Linked DNA regions of Homo sapiens: regions 1, 2 and 4 are each linked to region 3. Evidence: chromatin contacts called from ENCODE Hi-C or POLR2A ChIA-PET data. All regions are on one chromosome and are shown on one strand. Each heading gives the region's core, a stretch centred on a gene start or an enhancer-like site at or near the end of the contact. The rest is flanking DNA. Distances are from core to core; before and after follow the strand shown.

Region 1 (3,244 bases), core at 382-2,881, 610 kb after region 3:
CCCGCACGGGGAACTCCATGGTGGCCCAATGCCGCCGGCCCGCCTGCTTATTTTAAAACACACATAAAGAATAATCAGCTCCGGGTCTCTGGGAATCTTCTTCCCAGGGTGGGAAATGTGAGCTGCTGCGGGGATTTACTAGTTAAAAATGCTTTTGCAACAAAGGAGCCTGTTGCATGGAACAGGTTGGAACCACCCGGGAAAGTGACAGCCCAGTTATGTCCGGGTCCAGGTGCAAGAAGCGGTAGAAGACAATGGTGTTAAAACTCTTGGCAACAATTAATAAAATTATTGCATCAACTTTGCTACCCACCGCCCTGTAAAATGTCAACAACAAAGTGCAGTGACTAAAAATGCTGCAGCCCAGAAAGCAGAGCCACTCAAAAATAAACTCAGACAATCAGGTACACAGCAAGAGCTGCAGCCCAGAAACAGTCCGGGACGGGCACGTGTGAGGAAGCAAAAACGCTGAAGATTAGATTCCTCAGCAGATACTGACCCTGCGTTCAACTCAACTGTTGAGAACGGGGGCATTTCCACTTCAAAGGAACACACGATCGAGGCACCAACACCAACCACGAAATACAGGGACGCGGGCGAGGACCTCTCTTTCCGAGAGATCGGGAAATGGCTTCAAAGTCGCAATGATGCCCCCACCCTGAGGTGCAGATCACACAAGGATCCGTGGCCGTTTTCTCCTGTCGGAATTGGTCTAGGGAATCTCGAGTTCATGCTAGTTTTAAAAAAAACTCTGCCAAAGAACAAAACCACCCACGACAAACACCCCAACTTAAGGGATTTCGTGGCAAGACTTCCCACTCTTCCCCCTCAACCCACCTCTTTCCACTCAAGAAACCTAAACCCCCAAAGACCTCGTCTCGGGCTGAGAACCCCGCTGCCCAGGGACCTGTCCGCCCGCAGGCCACCCGGGACCCAAGCAAAACAAACTCGGCCACCAGAGTGAACTCGCCCGCTCGCCGGGCTCCACACCCAAGACGCCGACCGAGCACGGGGAAGCGCTTTTCGCCACTGAAAGGACCGACGCCGTCCAGACTTTACCCTAAGGGCCAACAAGCAGGGGGATGGCCTCCTTTTCGCGAGAACCTCCAACGAGACCGGACTTTTCTCGGAGGCGCAGTCTCCTCCAGCCCCGTCCCGCTCCGCACCGGCTCGCGTCTCGGGATGGGGACGCAGAAGCCTCCTCGCCCTGAGGCCAGTTGTGGCTGTACCGGGCGCTGTGGAAGCGACGCCCCCCCCGCGCTCTCCCGCGCCGCCCGACAGGACCCCCCGGCCGGGCCTCGCCATGACAGCCCCGCCGCCCAGCCTTGGTCACCTTTTTCATCAACGCCGGGCGGCAGCCTGGCTTCCCGGGGCCTCCCCGGGTGCCCGCAGAACCAGCCGGGCCGGGCAGCCCCGGCCCCCGAGCGCCGGCTGCAGGGAGGCCGCAACGCCGGGCTGGTCGTCCGCCTCGGAAGCGACTGGTCGAGCGGCGCTAGCCCCGGCACGTCCCCTCCGCGGGCCGGCGCGCGGCTGCGGGGGCTGCGGACGCAGATACTGCCGCCACTCACCCTAGCGAAGCCGGCCCGCCGCCCTCAGCAGCAGTTCCGGCTACGGCGGCCGGTGGGGACCTCACGGACGGCGCGCGGGGGCGGGGCCGGGGTGCGCGGGCGCGCGGGGCGGGGCGACGAACGCGGGGGCGAGCACCCCCAATGTTTCTTCGGGCCCGTCTCCCCAAAACGGCGCTCCCATTGGCTAGCGCTGGGCGGGCGCGCTCGCACGTACGAGCCCGGTGGGCGTCGGGGGCGAGCCCGCGGCGCCAGTAGTGTTGTGACGCCAGCCTCGCGACCTTGCGGACTGTGCGTCTCTTTGGATTGGTGGACAGACAGCCAATAGGCCAGGGCCCGTGCTGTGATTGGCCGCAGCAGTGTTGACGGATACGTGAGAAGAAAACGGCGTGGTAGCTCGGAGTGTGGAATCGGGCGCGAACCTGAGTTCTGAGAAGTGTGGAAGCACGTCTGAGGCAGTTAAGCGCACCCTTTCCTGGGTGGAGTATGTGCTTCTGCGCTACGTTAGCGTAGCCGAGCGGCGCTGGGCACTTGGTCATTTTCTTCATAGCAAGAAAGCAGAGGGGTGTTTTTCAAATTCCAGTGTTTCTTTCTTTCTTTTTTTTTTTTTTTGAGACGGAGTTTCGCTCTGTCGCCCAGGCTGGAGTGCAGTGGCGCAATCTTGGCTCACTGCAAGCTCCGCCTCCCAGGTTCAAGCGATTCTCCTGCCTCAGCCTCCCGAGTAGTTGGAATTACAGGCGCGCGCCACCATACTCGCTAATTTGTGTGTTTTTAGTACATACGGGGTTTCACCATGTTGGCCAAGCTAGTCTCGAACTCCTGACCTCAAGTGATCCGCTCGTCTCAGCCTCCCAAAGTACTGGGTTTGCAGGCGTGAGCCACCGCGCCCGGCTCAAATTCCAGTGTTTCTTTTTCTTTTCTTTTTTTTTTTTTTTGACTCGCTCTGTCGCCCAGGCTGGAGTGCAGTGGCCCGATCTCGGCTCGCTGCAGTCTCCGCCTCCCGGGGCTCAGGCGATTCTCCTCCCTCAGCCTCCTGTAGCCGAGACTAGAGGCGCCACCGCGCCCGGCTAATTTTTGTAATTTTTTAGAGACAGGATCTCGCCTTGTTGCCAAGGCTGGTCTCGAACTCCTGGGCTCCAACGATCCGCCCGCCCCAGCCCCCAAGAGCTGGAAGCCCAAGCGCGAGCCCCGCGTCCGGCCGCCAGCTGCTTTCTTGGGGGCGCTCCCTGCCTCGCTTGGCTCTGTGGAGTCCGGGGCCCGGCGATGGAACAGGCCCTCAGTCACCCAACACCTCAGGACACTGCCGAGCGCATCGACTTTCCCAGAAACGCTTGACCCACGCCCTCCGCTCCGAAACTAGAAAAGCGGAGCCCAGGGAAGGCCTGGGCCGAGACCGCCGCGTGCTGGAAAGGCTCCGCCTCGGGATGCACGGGAAGGGAACACGCCCAGGAGGGGAGGATGCCGCGGTTGATCGGGGCTGTGACAGCGCGCCCTCCACACAAAGGGGACCCAGACGCCGGCCCTGCGCCGCCGTCTCTCCTAGAAAAAGCTCGTCCCGCTTCTCTCTTGCAGAGCGGAATAACCTGGCCCCCGACGCTCGGGCCTCGGAGCTGCACGTGCGTGCCCGATCGCCTTCGGCTCTTTCCGGCCGCTCGGGGCGCTTCGGGAGTCCTCGGGGC
Region 2 (3,288 bases), core at 634-3,133, 800 kb before region 3:
GGACAGCGGAGGGGACCCAGGAGTCAGAAACGGGGGCATCCGTCCCATGAGGGCCAAGTGCCAGGGCTAATGGGTGGACAGCGGCAGAGGGTACCTGAAGATGGCAATCTGCCCGTAATTGTTGCCAGCCGCCAGAAACTTCCCACATGGTGAGACGCTCTGGGAGAAGATGGTCATATGGAGCCGCTGCAAGGCCTGGAACACCTCTGTCTGCAGGGAAAGACTGGATGAGGCCTGCCTGGGACGTATGAAACCTCCCATCCACAGATTCCTCCCTGCTTCCCCCAAAACCTGCCAGGCCTCCCACTGTCCTGACTTCTCAGCCTTCTTTTGAGGCGGCCCCGCCCCAAGCCAGCACCTGCCCATGCAGTCCCATGGGTGGCTCCAAGAAGACACTGAAGAAGGGGAGAGTTGAGGTGATGCCTCAGGGACCTCTGAGCAAGCACCCAGGCCTCTCCTGCCAGCTTCCTCAACTGACAAATGGAGCTCACAGAAGATTCCATCACAATTAGATGAGCTAGTGTATAGACAAGAGCTTTACATGGGGCTGTCACTCAGTGCTTAAGCCGGGTGTGGTGGTTCATGCCTGTAATCCAGCGCTCTGGGAGGCCAGGAGTTTGAGAGCAGCCTGGGCAACATAGTGAGACTCTGTCTCAAAAAAAATTTAAAAATGTGGGGCCGGGCGCAGTGGCTCACGCCTGTAATCCCAGCACTTTGGCAGGCCAAGGCAGGTGGACCACCTGAGGTCAGGAGTTCAAGACCAGCCTGACCAACATGGAGAAACCCTGTCTCTGCTAAAAATGCAAAATTAGCTGGGAGTGGTGGCGCATGCCTGTAATCTCAGCTACTCAGGAGGCTGAGGCAGGAGAATTGCTTGAATCTGGGAGGCGGAGGTTGCGGTGAACCCAGATGGAGCCACTGCACTCCAGCTTGGGCAACAAGAGTGAAATTCCATCTCAAAAAAAAAAAAAAAAAAAAAATTTGGCCGGGCGTGGTGGCTCACACCTGTAATCCTAGCACTTTGAGAAGCCAAGGCAGGCAGATTACCTGAGGTCAGGAGTTCGAGACCAGCCTGGTCAACATGGTGAAACCCTGTCTCTACTAAAAACACGAAAATTAGCTGGGCATGGTGGCACACGCCTATAGTCCCAGCTACTTGGAGGGCTGAGGCAGGAGAATCGCTTGAACCTGGGAGGCGGAGGTTGCAGTGAGCTGAGATCGCGCCACTGCACTCTAGCCTAGGTGACAGAGTGAGACTCTGTCTCAAAAAAAAAAAAAAAGTGCTTTGCAAGAACTAGAAAATTAAAAAAAAAAAAAAAGTACCTCTACTACCCCAACATAGAAAAACGTACTGATTTATAATTCCTACTCTCTGACTTGCGTTAAGCCCCTGAAGCACTTCTGGGTTACTATCCCGCCCCCCTGGTCAGAGTCTGAGTCCCACAAATAGCCCAGGCAAAACAGGGCTCAGGGCACGATTCCCTGCCCGCCCCGTCCCAGCCATGCGTGAACTACAAACCCCAGAAGGCAACGCGCACCACGTCCGTCTCACCTGACCCAGAGGCACCGCGAGCGGCACAGCTCGCTCCATCTCCAGAACTACAAGTCCCAGAGTGCTCCGCGCGCGACGCAACCTCACGAGGCCTTACGTGCCTAGAGCGGTTCCTCTCCGTGGCGCCCTACCGCCTTCGGCGCGAAGGTGGCTGGTGCGTACCGTCCCGAACCCTAGGAGCCGAGGTGAGCGCCGCGAAGACCCCCGACATTAAGAAGTGGTGTCCACCGCAGCCCCCTTAAGCCGGATACCCTCCCCCACCCCGAGGAGCAAGCCTGCCTTCCGCCACGCGCCGCCCGTCTTCCGCGCCCGCGCAGAACCTCGCGGCTGTGCCCGCCTAAAGCCACGCCCATCCTCTCTTGGCCACGCCCTCAGAGACTCCTCCCCTGTCGCCCAGATCCCACCCGCAGGACCCCAAAACCCAATGATCCTGCAGCAGCCCTTGCAGCGAGGCCCCCAGGGAGGGGCCCAGCGCCTCCCGCGGGCCGCCTTGGGGGTGACTTGGGGCCTGGACGCCAGGTGCGTGTAGGGGACCAGGGTGGGCCTGACCAAGGGCCGCAGGAGCTTTGGCTGGGTGCTCAGGACTGGTCTGCAGGATGAATACGGGGTGGGGCGAATCGGCGGGGCTTAGGCGTGAGCTGAGATGGGACTGGGGCTGCGGCTGAGGGTCGAGACTTCCGAGGTACCCTGCTGGATGGTCCAGGAGAGCGGGGACCGGCACCAGCTGAGACAGGAATGGGCTTGGGGCTCCTGGCTGATGCTGCAGGCTTAGGCGGGCAGATCCTTGGGAAGGGGCCAAGAGGGTGGGGTGCACCAGGCTCTCTTTTTTTCCCAGCTCCCCTCTCCGAGGAGCTGTGCCCATGAGCACCAAGCGGCGCCTGGAGGAGGAGCAGTGAGTTTGGGGGCAGGGAGGGACTCCCAACAAGATCTCTGTCACCTCTGGTCCCCAACAGGCTGCCTCCTGTGTCAGTATCCCAGCCTGCCTCTCTGCCATCTCTCCCCAGGGAGCCTCTGCGCAAGCAGTTTCTGTCTGAGGAGAACATGGCCACCCACTTCTCTCAACTCAGCCTGCACAATGACCACCCCTACTGCAGCCCCCCCATGACCTTCTCCCCAGCCCTGCCCCCACTCAGGTAGGTTCCTCCACTGGCCAGGCCTTCTGCAGAATCACAGGCGGTCCTCACAGCTGACCTCAGGCCCTGCCTCATCGTGCCATTTTTAGCTCTAGCTGACCTCTGGGTTGTTTCCCATCTTGGCTCTTTGGAAAGTGCTGGGAACCCAGGAGCCCCTGGGGACCTGGACCTGGTGGGAGGTGCTCAGCTAGGCCAGCCTCAGCTCCATGCCCTGACAGTCATTTCCTCTTCTAGGAGCCCTTGCTCTGAGCTGCTTCTCTGGCGCTATCCTGGCAGCCTCATCCCTGAGGCCCTCCGTCTGCTGAGGCTGGGGGACACCCCCAGTCCCCCCTACCCTGCAACCCCAGCTGGGGACATAATGGAGCTCTGAGTGCTGGTGGACAGTGCCCCTCCCACCTTCCTTCTTCCCCACAACAGAAGAGACCAGCGACTCCCGCAAAGGGACAAGGTTCCTCCCTCTCCTGCAGAGTAGGCATCTGGGCACCAAGACCTTCCCTCAACAGAGGACACTGAGCCCAACGGAGTTCTGGGATGGGAGGGGTGGGAGCATGGGAAGGGAGGCATCCCACCCCCAAGAAGAACTGAATAAAGATTGCTGAGCAA
Region 3 (3,448 bases), core at 43-2,542:
CGGAAGTTAAAGGGGCTGTGAAGGCCTTCACAGTGCTGAGATCCAATCCAACCCTTGCTACTTAACTACCTGGGTGACCCTGGTCATTTTCTTTTCTTTTGAGACGGAGTCCGGCTCTGCCGCCCAGGCTGGAGTGCAGTGGCGCGGTCTCGGCTCACCGCAAGCTCCACCTCCCGAGTTCACGCCATTCTCCGCCTCAGCCTCCCCACTACAGGCGCCCGCCACCACGCCCGGCTAATTTTGTTTTTTTGTATTTTTAGTAGAGACGGGTTTCACCATGTTGGCCAGGATGGTCTCCATCTCCTGACCTCGTGACCCGCCCGTCTCGACCTCCCAAAGTGCTGGGATTACAGGCGTGAGCCACCGCACCCAGCCCACCCGGTCACTTTCAGGTCTCCAACCTTCGATTTTCCTCATCCCCAAAATGAGAATAACAATAACATCCACCTGTCAGGACTGGTTTGAGAATGAAAAAACCTAAAGCAGGATAAGGGCTTGTTACATTACTGGCAGAAGCCGCCGCCCCATTCTGTAGGGGAAATAGAGGTTCACAGAGGTAGGGTCACCTACCCAGGATCAAAGAACTAGAAAGCGGCAAGTGTGGGACTGGAAGGGGCCACAGGCTGGCTGCAGTGCACCAGCCCTCTTGCACTAGGCTCTGCTGCCTCCCTACGGACAGGCCCAGAGCCCAGATCCTGGAGAAACCGAGGCCCCACCCTCTTGGAACCACCAACAGGGCCCTAGACGCCCATCAGGTGCAGGAGGAAGGGGCCCAGAGGAGGGGAGGGCCAGGCTCAGGCATCGGAGGCAGAGAAGGGCCGGGACGCCGGCGTCTGCGAATGTCTACACCGGGCGCCCGGGGGCTCAGCAACCCGCGAGCACTTGTGGACGCACACCAGAGAGGGGGGATGACAGGCGCCCCGCAGGAGAGGCCCGTGAGGGTCGCAGCAAACCTGGGGGTTTCGTGGAGGGCTGTGAGGGTCCCGCGAGATCCGCGAGGTGTCTGGGTCTGGGAGGGTCGGTCGAGCCCGCAGCTCGGGCCATCCGGGCCTCTGCCAGCCCGGGATGAACTGCCCGCACCCCGGCCGCACCCTCCGGGTCGGCCCGGTTACCTTCCTCGCTGAAGGGCGCCGGGAGGCCGAGGAAGCCGCTGGGGGCCAAGGCCGCCGCCACCGCCGCAACTGCACCCTCGCCCGCTTCCCGCCCGGCTTCGGCCTGGGCTTCTGCCGTATGAGCGGCCGTCACCCGCACTGCCATCGCGCCCTCCATGTCGCAACGCGCCGCAGGAAGATGGCGGATTTACGACCATGTCGTCATAACAACGGGCCGCGCCGAGGCCAGCGTGAGGGAACGGCAAGAGGAGGGCGGGGCAGAACCGGAGCGGATTGACGGACAGGCGGGGAGCCGGGCCTGGATAGCGGTGTGGCCTTAAAGGGCAGAGGCGGGGCCGGGCGCGCTGAGAGCGAAGATGGGGCGGGACTGTGGGGAGGGCGTGGTTACGGTGGAGCAGATTGCCAGCCAGGGGGCGGGGCGGCAGAAGGACCTATGTTCGAGGCTGCACTCGGATTTGAGAGCCAGAGAACGCGAGGGGCGAGCGGACTGGCGGCTGCTAGGCAGCCGCGCCCCAGCGCTTCCGTACCTAAGGACAGGTCGCCCCGCCCGCGGCTGCTGCTGGGAAGCCGCCACAGCTCCAACCAGGGGTGTGGTGCCTGCTGCCCACTGACCGCCTAGGGTGTTAGAGCCTCCCAAGATGGTTACCCGGGTCACGGGAAAAGAACACGGGTCGGGGATGGCTCATGGGTAGCTCTGCGAAGCTGTTTTATTCTTTTATATACTTTTAATTTTTTTTTCTTTCTTTTTTGAGACGGAGTCTCTTTCTATCGCCCAGGCTGGAGTGCAGTGGCGCGATCTCGGCTCACTGCAAGCTCTGCCTCCCGGGTTCACGCCATTCTCCTGCCTCAGCCTCCTGAGTAGCTGGGACTACAGGTGTCCGCCACCACGCCAGGCTAATTTTTTGTATTTTTAGTAGAGACGGGGTTTCACCGTGATAGCCAGGATGGTCTCGATCTCCTGACCTCGTGATCCGCCCGCCTCGGCCTCCCAAAGTGCTGGGATTACAGGCGTGAGCCACCGTGCCCAGCCACTTTTTAAATTTTTTAAAATTTATTTGCATTATGTATTTTAAATAGAGACAGGGTCTTGCTGTTTAGACTAGGCTGGTCTCAAACTCCTAGCCTCAAACCATTTTCCCATTTCGGCCTCCCAAAGTGCTAGGATGACAGGCGTGAGCCACGACTCCCAGCCACGTTGAATTTTTGGTTTTGGAGATGGGGGTTGTTTTTGGTTTTTGTTTGTTTGGGGTGTTTGTTTTTGAGACAGAGTCTCACTCTATCACCTAGGCTGGAGTGCAATGGCGCGATCTCACTGCAGCCTCCGCCTCCTGGGTTCAAATGATTGTCCTGCCTCAGCCTCCCGAGTAGCTGGGACTACAGGAGTGCACCACCATGGCCAGCTAATTTTTGTATTTTTAGTAGAGACAGGGTTTCACCATGTTGGCCTAGATGGTCTCAAGCTCTTGACCTCACGATCTGCCCGCCTCGGCCTCCCAAAGTGCTGGGATTACAAGCATGAGCCACCGCGCCCGGCCTGTTTTTGTTTTTTGAGATGGAGTCTCGCTCTGTCACCTAGGCTAGAATGCAACGGCACGATCTTGGTTCACTGCAATCTCCGCCTCCCAGGTTCAAGCGATTCTCCTGCCTCAGCCTCCTGAGTAGCTGGGACTACAGGCAACTGCCACCACACCCGGCTAATTTTTTTATATTTTTAGGAGAGACGGAGTTTCACCATGTTGGCCATGCTGGTTTTGAACTCCTGACCTCAGGTGATCCGTCCCCCTTGGCCTCCCAAAGTGCTGGGATGACAGGCATGAGCCACCGAGCCTGGCCAGATTTTTTTTTGAAACAGCACCTTGCTCTGTCGCCCAGGCTGGAGTGCAGTGCCGTGATCTCAGCTCACTGCAGCCTCTACCTCAACCACCCAAGTAGCTGGGACTACAGGTGCCCATCACTAGCTAATTTTTGTATATTTTGTAGAGATGGGTTTTTGCCATGTTGCCTAGGCTGCTATAGAACTCCTGAGTTCAAGCGATCTGCCTGCCTCAGCCCTCTTACATACTTTTAAAAAATTGTGGGCCAGGCACAGTGGCTCACTCCCGTAATCCCAGCACTTTGGGAGGCTGAGGTGGGTGGATCACCTGACATCAGGAGTTCAAGACCAAGCAGGCCAACATGGCAAAATTACGTCTTTACTAAAAATACAAAAATTATCTGGGTGTGGTGGTGCACGCGTGTAATCCTAGCTACTCAGGAGGCTGAGGCAGGAGAATCGTTTGAACCTGGGAGGCAGAGGTTTCAGTGAGCCGAGATCGTGCCACTGTACTCCGGCCTGG
Region 4 (3,235 bases), core at 470-2,969, 660 kb before region 3:
GTTCCCCAATGTCACTATCCCTAAGAATCACCCGGAGTTTTTTTTTTGTTTTTGTTTTTTAGACGGAGTATCGCTCTTGTCGGCCAGGCTGGAGTGCAGTGGCGCGACCTTGGGTCACTGCAACCTCTGCCTCCCGGGTTCAAGCCTTTCTCCTGTCTCAGCCTCCCAAGTAGCTGGGATTACAAGCGTGCACCACCACACCCGGCTAATTTTGTATTTTTAGTTGAGACGGGGTTTCTCCATGTTGGTCAGGCTGGTCTCGAACTCCCGACCTCAGGTGATCCACCCTCCTTGGCCTCCCAAAGTGCTGGGATTACAGGCGTGAGCCACCGCGCCGGCCCCGACTAATTTTTGTATTTTTTTTTTTTTTTTTTTAGTAGAGACGGGGTTTCACCATGTTAGTCAGAATGGTCTCTATCTCCTGACCTTGTGATCTGCCTGCCTCGGCCTCCCAAAGTGCTAGGATTACAGGCGTGAACCACCGCGCCCGGCCTGTGTTGCTTTAAGCCACCTTATTTGTTAGGACAGCAACAGGAAACTAATACAAGGTTCAATCCCTCACTGACGATGTTCTGGACGACAGGACCCCTGCCTGGTGCCTCATGGTGGACCCACAGAATCATCTTCATACGCACGGGGGAGAAACATCACTAATGTCCACCAGCACCGGCATCCTCAGCCGCGAGGACAAATCCCTTACCCTCCCAGCAGGTTTCATCTGCGTAACGGAAATAGTGGTGAATTTATCAGGGGCTGTTAATAGATGACAGGCAAGGGTGAAGTCATCGCAAAAGTTCCCAGACGATATGGACAGCTGCTCCCCAATAATTACTGCTCCACGCAGTCCACAGCGGGGCTGTTATTGACCCCGACAGGATGACGGGACACTAAGGTGTGCAGTACACGTCCTCACAGGGAGATTTAAAAAACCGGCAGTGACCCCTGCCCCAAGAAGGCCAAGAACTGCTACTCTAAGGTGTGCAGCGCGGAGCTTCCCCACCATGGCAATTTCAGCCATGGCAGCTCCTTCCCCTAATCACCAGGGCTCAGAATCTTTATTTCACTCCTTTACCCAATGCAATTGGCATCAAACGCGGGCTGGGCTGCGCCCAAATGGTCCCAGCTCCCCGGCTCTCTCCTCTCTCAAGAATACCCACACCCTGAGGCCCCGAGTGTCTCCCCCGCCCCAGTATCTCACGCCTCCAACTCGCTGCCGTCCCTGCAGGGACCTCCCGAGCTGCAACCGTGGGACGAGGCCGGCGGGGGTTGGGGGGTGCCGGGAAGGCAGCGCTGGGCGCGGCGGACACGGCCAGGGACCGGCGGGCGAGTGCGGACCTCCTTCGTGTGGGGGTGTTGAGGCTTTGGACAAGGGACTGGAGGGGGTGGGGAAGGAGGGGCGAGAGGCAAAGAGGGAATCGCGGGAGACCCCACAGGAGGCGGCCTGAGCACCAGGACGCGGACCCCTCCTCAGCACCCGCAGCCCTCGGGACCCCCGAGAGAGCCGGGCCGGGGACTCGTCCATGCCGAGGACGCAGGACCCTCCCCGCCCGCCAGGGCCCGTCCTCACCGACGACAGCGGTGCCCTCCCTCTCCGGCGACAGCGCCGCGGCGGGTCCCTCAGCCTCCGCGCCAAGGGCCCCAGCCTCAGCTCGCGCTGTTACCTCAAGCCGGGGTCACAGCGCGAGCATGCGCAGCAAGGCCGCGGGTGCCCTGTCTTCTGGCTGGGGCCGCTCCTCCGCGTCTTGCCCGTGCGGCGTAGAGCTGGCGTCCGGCCAATCGGAGGGCGGAGGCGGGGCCAAAATTCAGTAAGGGGGCGGGGACACCCGGGATTGAGTGTCGCCGTCAGGGGCGGAGCCTCGGGGGACCTGCGGCCTGGATCCGGGTTGCGGGCGAGGTTATCCCAGCACCAGTGGGTTGGGCTTCACTGCGACCCCCGGGCTTCCTCACGGATTTGACTCCGGCTCTCTGCGGGGAAAACTGGAGCATTTGTTTAAAGGTTTTGCTCTCCCCCGTCGCGATACCGAGCGTGCGGAGGGAAGGTGTTTAGGCTCATGGAAGCCACTGCCTTGCTTTAAGCTCTGCATCCTTGACGACGCAGCAGCCTCATCCGCGCCATTGGTCCAGCCCTCGTCTATTAGTTTAGCCCCTGCCCATTGGTCCAGCCCTCGCCCAATAGTCCCGCCCTCTCTCTGTAGTTCAGCCCCTGTCCATTCATCCTTTCTCGTTATTGGTCCAGCCCTGGCCCATTGGGCCCACCCGTGCCCACGGGCCCCGCCCTCTCCGTGCCCAACCACGTTCACCCGGCCCAAGGGGTGCCCGGGACACTCGCCATCCTCCAGCCACCCACTGCAGTGGGACTGGGCTGGGTCCGGGCACAGGGAGCTGTGGGGCCCTGGGCGCTGCTTTCCTGGGACACTTGGCTGCAGCGTCCAGAGCGGCCCCCGCACAGCCCCCTAGGCTCACCGCGGCTCTCCCAGCCCCGCGGGGTCGCCCCCACTACCCCGGCCACCTTGGTCCCCCTAAGCCTGGCTCCGCGCCCCGCCCCCCTCGCTCTAAAGCGGCCGCTGAATGTGCCACCGCCCCAGGGCTCCAGGGTCCAGGTCGAGATCCTCTGGGGCCTCCCGCACCTTCCGCCTTCTCACGTCCGAATGCCAGCGTCGCTGCACGCCCTTCCTCTGCCCTGCCCCTCCCGGCCCTGGCTCTGCAGGTCTCTGAATCCCACCGTGGACTCCGCTACCAAGGCTCCCGCTGCCCCCATCCCACTATCCTATCTCCCCGGGCATTGTCTGGTGTCATTCAAGGCCTTTGTGCTTTTTTTTTTTTTTTAGAAACGAGAATTGCGCTCTGTCGCTCAGGCTGGAGTGCAGTGGCGTGATCTCGGCTCGCTGCAACCTCTGCCTCCCGGGTTCAAGCAATTCTCATGCCTCAGCCTACTGAGTAGCCGGGATTACGGGCGCCCGCCACCACGCCCGGCTAATTTTTGTACTTTTAGTAGAGACGGGTTTCACCATGTTGGCCAGGCTGGTATTGAACTTCTGACCTCAGGTGATCCACCCGCCTCGGCTTCCTAAAGTGCTGGGATTACAAGAGTGAGCCACCGTGCCCAGCTACCTTTGTGCATTTATTTGCTGTTATCTATTAATCATTCACAGACTACTGGTTGTTTTTAACTTGATGATGTTATAAATATCTTTGTATATGAATCTCTGATGTCAAAGATTTTTTTTTTTTTTTT

Evidence for each region. A loop is a pair of places that touch in the nucleus more often than their neighbours do. ChIA-PET counts read pairs that join two places held with the same protein, here RNA polymerase II (POLR2A). Pooled maps may share reads with other maps.
Region 1: a loop to region 3 is called in a pooled map, with 16 times the contacts of the local background. The contact joins the promoter of CRAMP1 here to the promoter of E4F1 in region 3. A Hi-C loop is called at or near these places in 4 of 37 single-sample maps with no recorded cell type and 10 of 50 pooled maps.
Region 2: a loop to region 3 is called in a map with no recorded cell type, with 7 times the contacts of the local background. The contact joins the promoter of THOC6 here to the promoter of E4F1 in region 3. A Hi-C loop is called at or near these places in 1 of 168 maps with a recorded cell type or tissue (ascending aorta), 1 of 37 single-sample maps with no recorded cell type and 10 of 50 pooled maps. POLR2A ChIA-PET finds 5 or more read pairs at or near these places in 2 of 52 experiments (Panc1 and WTC11).
Region 4: a map with no recorded cell type shows a loop between it and region 3 (13-fold over the local background). The contact joins the promoter of FLYWCH2 here to the promoter of E4F1 in region 3. A Hi-C loop is called at or near these places in 1 of 37 single-sample maps with no recorded cell type and 6 of 50 pooled maps. POLR2A ChIA-PET finds 5 or more read pairs at or near these places in 1 of 52 experiments (H1).

The regions. Positions count from the first base shown.
Region 1 is chr16:1,610,747-1,613,990 of GRCh38, reverse strand. CRAMP1 (cramped chromatin regulator 1) reads right to left here and starts at 1,631. Exons shown (of 21, transcript NM_020825.4): 1 at 1,334-1,631. IFT140 (intraflagellar transport 140) reads left to right here and starts at 1,919. Exons shown (of 31, transcript NM_014714.4): 1 at 1,919-2,023; 2 at 3,138-3,244. RefSeq lists enhancers at 735-1,235, 1,236-1,736, 2,125-2,184 and silencers at 1,115-1,274, 1,305-1,424, 1,445-1,974, 3,213-3,244.
Region 2 is chr16:3,022,630-3,025,917 of GRCh38, reverse strand. It overlaps THOC6 (THO complex subunit 6), which reads right to left and starts at 1,883. Exons shown (of 13, transcript NM_024339.5): 1 at 1,553-1,883; 2 at 95-210. The coding sequence starts at 1,591. It overlaps HCFC1R1 (host cell factor C1 regulator 1), which reads left to right and starts at 1,976. Exons shown (of 4, transcript NM_017885.4): 1 at 1,976-2,071; 2 at 2,388-2,444; 3 at 2,557-2,685; 4 at 2,920-3,288. The coding sequence starts at 1,977. The coding sequence ends at 3,055. RefSeq lists enhancers at 1,561-1,870, 1,260-1,903, 1,904-2,548, 2,531-2,630 and a silencer at 1,941-2,140.
Region 3 is chr16:2,221,435-2,224,882 of GRCh38, reverse strand. E4F1 (E4F transcription factor 1) reads right to left here and starts at 1,292. Exons shown (of 14, transcript NM_004424.5): 1 at 1,113-1,292. The coding sequence starts at 1,269. RefSeq lists enhancers at 858-997, 1,228-1,397 and silencers at 1,078-1,167, 1,458-1,597.
Region 4 is chr16:2,881,699-2,884,933 of GRCh38, reverse strand. FLYWCH2 (FLYWCH family member 2) reads right to left here and starts at 1,719. Exons shown (of 4, transcript NM_138439.3): 1 at 1,568-1,719. RefSeq lists silencers at 1,284-1,343, 1,434-1,603, 2,104-2,573 and an enhancer at 2,302-2,802.